Regions from separate parts of the Mus musculus genome. Here region 2 is linked to region 1. Evidence: chromatin contacts called from ENCODE Hi-C or POLR2A ChIA-PET data. All regions are on one chromosome and are shown on one strand. Each heading gives the region's core, a stretch centred on a gene start or an enhancer-like site at or near the end of the contact. The rest is flanking DNA. Distances are from core to core; before and after follow the strand shown.

Region 1 (4,632 bases), core at 1,349-3,848:
CATGCTCCTTAGCTTCTTCTGGTAACCCATGACCAGGATCACCAATCCATTGCCGACTATGCCAGTCAAGAAGATGATGAAGTAGATGGTGGGCAGGAAGATCCTATTGAAATGGACGTTTTCATCCCGGAAGCAGGGTTCCTTGTTGGAGTCATAGTCTCCAGAACCCACTTCTTCAGAGTAGTTATCAGAAGTGTATATCTGCAAAGGAAACAGGGACAGACAACGTCACTTCAAGGTCAGCAAGCCTTCCCAATTTTTAAGTGTTTCTGTTGCCTAAAAAGCTAGTATTGATTGCAGGTTTTAACACAACCTTTCCCAGGAAACTCCAAAGGGCTGGTTAAGGTCCAGAGAGAACACAGAATCCTGCAACCAATGGTGTTCTCCATCTTCCACCAGTCACTTGTTATATGCCCTCTTTAGTGGAACCAATTAGGAGAGTCTTTGCTTAGAACAAAAGGACATTGAGAGTCTAAGGACTTCACAGCTTAGTCTTGAATAGCTCTCCTGCCCCGCCCACGAGAGGAAAGGACAAAAAAAAAACCTCGGAGGAAAAAAAGTAAAGCCCCCCCCAACCACAAACAAACAAACAAAAACCCAAGCCAAAAAAACCCACAACCAAACCAAACAAACAAATCCTCCATTCAAACAAAGAAGTCACTCTCAAAACTGTGTGCGGTGGTATCCAGCGGCGTGGGGTTAAAGTCTGTGTTGAAGGAGATGGGATTTCTGTATGAGGATTAGCCAAAGGAGGAAGGAAAGAAAGAAAGAAAGAAAGAAAGAGAGAGAGAGAGAGAGAGAGAGAGAGAGAGAGAGAGAGAGAAAGAAAGAAAGAAAGAAAGAAAGAAAGAAAGAAAGAAAGAAAGAAAGAAAGAAAGAAAGAAAGAAAGAAAGAAAGAAAGAAAGACGGAGCTTGACGGTGGGGGTCCCCCAAAGACTCTTAGCTTTTTAGGCGCAAAACCTTGTTTTTCTCACGTCTGTCTAACACAAACTATTACATTTCGAGTCATGCGTAGTGAAGAAAGCTGGATAATGTGAAGGTCTTTGGGGGTTTAGGGTCAGCAGAGTGTTAGAAAGGAGCAAATAGCACTCCCCTACTTCACCCCGTGCGGCGCTTCTCTGGAAGGTGGGTCTCTCTTGCCAAACCCATGTTTATCACTGGGTGGATCTGGGACGTTAGAGTCACACTGTCCTGGGTGGGGAAAGTCACGGGGTCTGTACCCCGTGGTTTTCGCCCCCAAGTTTCACTTCCTCACTTTCCGGTCGCTTCCCATCCTGCAGCGGACCCAGTTAGTTACTGGAGTCCGAGGTAGGCAGCAGGAGTGGTCCAGACCGTGCGCACCCCGATGTCCGAGTCACCCACCTAGGGGCTGGCACCGTTGCCCATCATACCCAGGTCTACGACCAACACACAGCGGTTCTAGGGGTTCCTCCTGGCTGCGCGCCAGGATCGTTCCTCCGGGTGCGAGCGACAGATTGGGCTGCTCCAGCGCGAGCGCCTTTGAATTGCGCGCCGCCGGAGGAAACGGAAAAAAAAAAAAAAATCACCAAAGAACAAAACCCTCCCTAAGCGAGGGGGTTTCAAAAGGCTCAGGAAACCACCGACGGTTAAACACTGGGGCTCAGTCAAACAGTCTCCGAGCTTGCACCTGTTCATCCCTCCGGCGACCCGGCACAACCCAGGTGCGGTCCCAACATGCCCTCCTGTCCCCAACCGCCGTCATGGCCAGCAGCATCATGGTACAGACTTATGACCCTTTCTCAGGAACGATCCTAAAGGCAAGCCCGACCTCGGGAGGTTCGTTTGCCACTGCGGGGAAGTGGCGGGTCGGATGCCCGCAAAGCGCTGCTGCTCCATCCCAAAGCGACGTTCTCTCCGCGGCTGCCGCAGTTTGTGCCCCCCCTCTAGGCAAGCGACGCGGCAGACTAGCTCACTTTTCCCGCCGAAGACGGGCGCTCCTCTGTCTGCACTATGGAATTTCAGAACCGCACTCCTAACTCCAAGAACCGCTCCAAGACGCTCCGGTTCGAAGCTCACCCAGAATGTAGTGCCTACGCGTGCCGACTAAAGTCTCTAAATTCACACAATGTAAGAAACTCTAAGAAAACTCCTGTTTTCAGGAGGACCAGACGATGGTCTGAGTCTTGGGACAGAGGGCAAGCCCTTCTCCCTTTTTCAAAAAACTGGGACGTTTGCAAACAGCGTGCAAGTCGGCGCGCGCCGCGGGACTCAAGGGGGAGGGAAACAAGAGCAACCTTAGGAAAGCTCCATCTGAACCCGTCCCACTCAACTTACTGGCAAAAATATTCCTATCTTCCTCCCCCTATAGCCATGTTCACACACATAAAAAAAAATTAGTTCCCGCTCCTCCTTGTGACCCTGACACCCCTCAAGGTTTTAGTTGCTTCAACCCGCTCCTTAAAGGGGCTGAGCTCTAAGTTCACACGTTTGCACGTTTACTATAAAGTAGGATGCAAGTGGACTTACACTCACACTGATCGGTTCCATGGCAACACTCGCTCTACAGCCGTGGTGGTTACCGGAGCACCAAACGCCTCAGAGGTTTCACTGCTACCTGCTGCACCAGGCAACAAAATTGAAGTTTCTGGCCCGAACCGGACTTTTATAAAAACACGCTCCCGGGGCGGCGCATGCGCAGCTCGGACGGGGCGGGAGGAGACTGGCGGGGGCGGGGCGCAGGGCGCGGGCAAACAGAAGTCCAAGAGCCACTGCTGTTGTGTTTTAAGTCAGTATGGGTCCAGAGCCTGGCCGGATAATGTTCTCAGAGTTGGGGAAAGCAGGATGCCAGCCAGGGTGTTTCTGCGGGTCGCGCATCCATCCTTACCCACGTGGATAGAATTTTAGACCTGGAGTTTACGGGTGGAGAACTTGAGACAAGACTGGGGATGGGGGTGTGTGACTTGGAGCCTGCCTAACCAGTAGGCGGCAATGTTGGAACCTCCGCCAGGGTTCTATACTCTGAGCTGTCAGGAGTGATTACTACCAAAACTCTTCCAAGCAAGTGTGTGTTACTACATATTCATATAATGACATTAGGGTCAGGTGTGGCAGAAAGCACTTGCGGACCCATCCAGAAGCAGATATACTCCCAGGAAGAAAGTCACAATAGTGGCAACAATTTCGTGAAGAGATTTGGGTGTGTGTGTATGTAAAATGATTGAAATGTGCTTTATTATAAAGAATTGAGCGGCGAGGACTTTGTGTAATCACATCCTAAGAAATCCGCACAGAAACACTGGTTCATTTTCATTTCATAAGCACATAGGGGGATGCATCTAGTTAACAGATAATTACAGAGTCCCAGCTGGGAAGCTAGCCGCGATTCATGCGCAGTCAGTGGGCGCTCCACGAGCTCCAAGAGACCAAATGGAGCAGCCTGGGACTGCAAAGCCTGGCCTGAGCCCAGAGCTTTCGCTTCATGCCTATCTCGCGTCTCCCACGCAGAACACTAAGATGGGAAGTCTTAGTGAAGAGCTAGTTAGGTCAGGTTGGGGGCGTGGATGGCTAGGGAATCTCAGACAGGCTAAGGTTGCAGTGGGCGCCCAGACTGCTTCCCAGGCTCGCGCGGGATCCGACCGGCGCCGAGCCTGGGCTAGGCGGGGAGGGAGAAAAGGGTGGGGTCAGAACCAACCAGACCTCCAGCCAGAGACCGCGGGATCCAATGCCGGGGGCACTGGGGGTGGTGAGACATCCGGCAGCAGGAGCCTGGGTTGCTATGCAACCCAGATACCGCCCCCACCCCCTCCTGGAATGGACCAAAGGATAGGCAGGCCCAGACTGCGCCCTCAACTCCATCCCCGCCCCACTTCTCCCGTTCCTTTTTTGTTTGTTTGTTTGTTTGTTTGTTTGTTTTGTTTGAGGCAGTTTTATGTAGTACAGGCTGGACTCAGGCTCCGTATGTAGTTAAGGATGACCATGAATTTCTGATGATCCCGTTTGTCACCTGCCTAGTACTGGGATTACAGTTGTGTGCCACCACGCCCAATTTTCGTGCTGATAGGGCTTAAATCAGAGCTTTGTGTAGGCTAGGCAAGCAGTCTACTAACTGTACTATCATTTGCACCTCCTTCTTTAGCTAAGGAAGGCTTTCGGTTGGAAGTGCTGGGGAGCTGTTTTACAGCCTGGGAACTCGTCTCTCTCCATCTTCCTGTATGGCCTGGGCACTCTCCTTCAAAATGTGCTGTCAAAGTCCTCTTCTGCCCTGCACTTATGTGATCCAGAAAAGCTAAGGATGAAATTAGGAAGTGCGACCCTCAAAAACTGCTAAGTTAAAAGCCAAGAACTTCCACAAGCACTTTTAATTATATCCAATCATTACTAAAACATAGGCTCATATTTCCATAAACTAGTTAGGACAGACAGAAGAGCCCGTGGACCGGAATATCAGACCCATTAAAAGAGCGCTGGTGTTCAAGATCGGTAGCAGCAGGATGGTGAGCTGTGTCTAGCCTCCAAATTCCTGCATTCCCAAAGGCTAAAATGGGAGAAAGGGAATCTTGCGAACCTGTCCCTGAACGACAGAGAGTACAATCTGAGTAAAATGATTTGCATAATTAATATTTGTTGATTATTGGTGGACAAAAGAAAGCTTCTGCACAGGTCTCTTTAGC
Region 2 (4,632 bases), core at 554-3,053, 230 kb before region 1:
TTAGCTACCAAGAAAAGGCCCTTGGCATCTGGAAAATAGCAGGCCTGCTGGGATCACAGGCAAAGAAGTAGCTACTGCTTGTTGCCTGAATGGTCTAAAGTAGTGGTTCTCGACCTTAACGCTGAGACCCTTTAATACAGTTCCTCATGTGTGATGACCCCAACCATAAAACCATCTCATTGCTACTTCATAACTAATTTTGCTGTTATGGACCATACTGTGCATATGGATCTGGTATGTGCCCCAAGGGATCCTGATCTACATGTTGAGAACTGCTGGTTTACACAGACTTTAATCAAAAGGAGACTTGGGTTTTGAAGGACAAGCAGCTGTACCGACTGCCAAAAACATTACAAAGGTTGGAACATAGAATTTAAATTCCAGAGGGTTATTTTTGTTTGTTTTGTTTTTCAGCACCAGACTTTCTATGTAGCCCTGAGCTCTGTCCTGGAACTCACTTTGTAGACCAGGCTGGCCTTGAACTCATAGGATCCGTCTACCGCTGGCTTGTGCCCAACACTGGCCTGCTTACAGTTTTAAGTATAGCAGAACTTCAAAAGATAGCTGTAGAGCCAAAAGGACGACTAGATCAGCAATATGTGGTAACCAGTATACGCGTGCCATGTCATTTTATTCTGCCTTAAAAGGCAAACCCTTGATTACAATAAGCTGCATGTCTAGCAAAATTAGCCACACACACTTATCGGAGGCACCTATAGTGATCCAGTTCAATGTTAGAAGTGTGGCAGGTGTCAGGAGGCTAGGAGAGTTAGAGAGGCTCTAACTATTTAGTAGGTAGAGTTGGAAGAGTTTCAAACAGGGATCATTGTACAAGTTGAATGCACCTCAAGATGCTTGTTGTACACTCCCAAAAGGTCAAAACTCTTAAGTTTTTGTTATATACTGACATAATCTTTAAAAAGAAAAAGAAAAGAATTGTTTACTATTGGAGGCGGAAGAGTAAGGAGCACACTGGTATGTGGTTGCTGCTAGGTGCTAGAAGCGGAGGGAGGGATGGGAAGGAGGCAGCTAGATGTCTAGAACAATTCTTTCATTATATAGGGCAGAACTCATTTCACTGAACAGTCATCAAGCCATAGATTCCTGTTAGAACGAGCTGGCCCAGGTTTGCTTGCATTGCAAGCTCCTGGTTCTGGGCTGTGTGCCCAACCCTACTCAAGAGGTAACGCCCCCCCCCCCCCCCCCCACCTCCCAAAAAACCAAACTCTGGCCTCACTGGGTTGCGACGTGAGTCCTGCTGGGATTCATTCCCAGCATCGCCCCAACTAGTCATGGCGGTGCACATCTGTCATTCCAGCACAAGCTAAGCGGAGGCTGGAGGATTACAAGTTCAAAATCATCTTTGGCTACACAGCGAGTTCGAAACCCTGTTTTAGAAACGTAATGAAAAAGCAGCACAGTATGACACAAGGGAGCGCTGCGGTGAAGAAAGGAGTCGAGGAGGCTTCGGATTCCCGCCGGGCCGGGGCCCATCCCTTCCGGAGCACACATGGCCCCGGTCTCCGCCCGGCCCGCGAGCCCCCGGAGGCCACTCACTCTTCCAGGAAGTCTAGGAACAGCTTCTGGCATTTCTCGGCCACCTCGTCGCGCACCTCCGGGTGCTGGCTTCCGGCGCCGGGCTCCGCGGCCGCTGCGAGGTCCATGGCGGCGCCGAGAGTACGCGCTGCTGAGGGAAGACCACCGCGGAGGAGAGTCCGCAGCTGCAGATAGCCCGGCCGCAGGTTCCACGCGTAGCTCCTTCCGCGCTGCCACTTCGCGCGCGCCTCCGGCTAGCCCCGCCCTCTCACCTCAGCCAATAACAGGGTAGGAGCTGAGCTACTTCGCGCCAAACCCGTCCAATCAATGGCGGTTCCGTACAGAGCCCCGCCCACCGCACGCACTTTTCGCGCCAAAAGCATACGCCATGAAGCTTTTGCCCATGCGCAATGTAGTCGCACCCACCCTCTGGTTGTTTTGGCTTGAGGAGCTAACCCCTCCCTCTCTCCCTTTACCCCCAGAGTTTATGTATAGACTTTTTTGGGTTTTTTTGTTTTGTTTTTGGTCACTCAGGGTTAAACCTACTGTGAATTGTGCATCTGGAGGAAGTAAGGTATGAGCAAACCAAACTACAGGAGAGAGCCCCTTAAAAGTCAGGTGGAGGACAGGAGCAAAGGCTTAGAGAGTAACTCATTCCGCAGCGGACCCAAGCTTGTTTCTTAGCAGCTACATGAGACAGTCACCACCTTTAACTCCAGCTTAGCGACTTTGATACCCTCTTCTGACTTCTAAGAACACATGTGCATACACATACACTTAAAAAGACAGAGATAGATATATTCTGACAATCTGCATACCATTTGACTTTCTTTTCTTTTTTAAACTGAGAGGGTCTCACATAGCCCAGGCTGGCCTTGAATTCTGGGTTCACGTGGTGCTGGGACTGAACCTAAAGCCTTCTGAGTGTAGAACAAGGACTACCTTGCTAGTAAATGATCCACATTGCCAGTCCCTCCTCGACTTTGATAGCTTAGTGCTGATAACTTGTTTCACCACCAGCACTTTTATCCTGGGCTTCCAGGACACAGTAAACCTGGACCAGAATAAATAAGTCACTTTTTCGAGGCTTACTGGATGTTAAAAATTTAATGCCAGGCAGAGTATATAAAATTAATACTTTTATAATCTATTAGGAAATATACTATAGAGATCTGCAATTGAAGGTGTTGAAGACTTGAAGCCTCAAATCCCTCCCTCCTTTGCCAACTCCAAATGTAGCCTTCACTGAGTGAGAATCCTGGGGCTTTCTAGAGAAACAAAACTGATAAAGACACACACACAGGATTTACTAAGTTTAGCATACAGGCTGTTGTCTGGCTAGCTCAACAGTGGCTGTCTTCCAATAAAAACGCCAAGCAGATGGTGGTTCAGCCCACAAGGCTGGATGTCTTAGCAGGTTTTCATTAAATGTTGGGAGTCCTGAAGAAACAGGTTCTAATACATTAATTGCTGCCTCAGCAGCAGGATGATAGATGGACTTGCCAGTGAGAGTGAGGACAGGCAGGCAAACGCACAAAAGGCTTCCTTCTGTGTCATTTTAGGTATGCTGTCACCAGGTGTGGCCCAGATATTGGATGGGCCTTTTTATTTTTAGAGAGAGTATTTCTTTTCTTTTTCTTTTTTTCTTTTTTTTTTTGTTTTTTTGTTTTTTTCGAGACAGGGTTTCTCTGTGTAGCCCTGGCTGTCCTCGAACTCAGAAATCTGCCTGCCTCTGCCTCCCGAGTGCTGGGATTAAAGGCGTGCGCCAGTATTTCTATGTGTAGTAATCCTGGCTTCCTGGAACCTGATTTGTAGACCAGGCTGGCCTTGAAGTCAAGAGATCCAGCTGCCCTTGCCTTCCAAAAACCACTCCGGGGCTTTTAGGGTGTGGGTCTTCTGATTACAAAAGATGCAGATTTAAGGTAAATCTTCTCACGTCACAGAATCCAACCAAGAAAACCCTTCACAAGTGTGCCCAGATGCCCAGGTTTAGTTGATAGTGTGAGTGTGTGGTGTGTGTTTTGTTACATTTTTTTTCCTTAAAAGCTCCAGACCAGCTAGCTAGTGCTACAAAGTGAGACCCTGCCTTAAATAGATAAATAAATAAATAAATAAATAAATAAATAAATAAATAAATAAATGAAAACTGTTTTTCTGAGTCAGATAACCCAACTCCAGAGAGACTGGATGGTTTGTGGATACTAGTTCTGAATCCTTAGATGTGTGTATATTGTTAGAAATAACAGCAGAAATCAGCAAAGTTGTAGAACACGCTCTAGAAAGGAGAATAACAGATCACAAATGCTACGCAAGGGAAGACAACTGGAGACAGCCCCTGTGGTGTTGAGCTTTTACTCTGGGAGAGGGAAGGCAAGACAGAGAAAGCGGGAGAGAGGGAGGATTAGAGCATTAAGGGTGACTGAAAAGTTATAGCATATACACATATGAAGATACATTTCCTGAAGTTATTCCAATTGCAGCGATAACACTCCCTTTCAAAAGATACAGATTAATACAAACTCCAGTCCTAGGCAGCAAAATCTTCTCTTCAAGTTGTTGGCCAAGGAAGTCCGAAAGACTGCCCCCCCAAAATACAGTTATCTTAGACCTTGAAGGTAAAACCCTATTGCCATAGACACCACACACTTCGGATCTAGAACTTGAAGAAATCAAAAACAAACCTGAGAGTCTCTCCCCTGAAGATTCCCTCAGAAGCCAAAAGATGCAAAAATCTAATTTTTCTTTGTAAATGGATGTCAATTGGAGACAGTTTCCAGGTTGGGGATAGGAGCTTGTGTCAATTTCCCTTGCAAGCACTGGGTCTCTGTTGGCTTGAACCTATGTAGGCCCTATGCATGCTGTCACATTCTGCATCCCAGTGTGCATCGATCGATCCTGTTGTATCTGAGAGACAATGCTTCCTTGGTGTCATCCATCCTCTCTGGCCCTTACAGTCCTTTGGCCTCTTCCACATAGCCTCCTGAAGCCTGAAGGGAGAGGCTTGATCAAGGCAATCTCACTCTCTGCACATTGTCCAGTTGTGGGTCTGCGTTAGTTTTCACCCACTGCAAGAGGAAGCTTCTCTGATGCTGGCTG

The links. A loop is a pair of places that touch in the nucleus more often than their neighbours do. ChIA-PET counts read pairs that join two places held with the same protein, here RNA polymerase II (POLR2A).
Region 2: a loop to region 1 is called in a map of CH12.LX, with 2.5 times the contacts of the local background. The contact joins the promoter of Mcm6 here to the promoter of Cxcr4 in region 1. A Hi-C loop is called at or near these places in 15 of 37 maps with a recorded cell type or tissue (CH12.LX, Patski, adrenal gland and 5 more). POLR2A ChIA-PET finds 5 or more read pairs at or near these places in 2 of 5 experiments (both embryonic stem cell).

Annotation. Positions count from the first base shown.
Region 1 is chr1:128,589,701-128,594,332 of GRCm38, forward strand. It overlaps Cxcr4 (chemokine (C-X-C motif) receptor 4), which reads right to left and starts at 2,599. Exons shown (of 2, transcript NM_009911.3): 1 at 2,489-2,599; 2 at 1-201. The coding sequence starts at 2,509.
Region 2 is chr1:128,357,902-128,362,533 of GRCm38, forward strand. Mcm6 (minichromosome maintenance complex component 6) reads right to left here and starts at 1,804. Exons shown (of 17, transcript NM_008567.2): 1 at 1,558-1,804. The coding sequence starts at 1,664.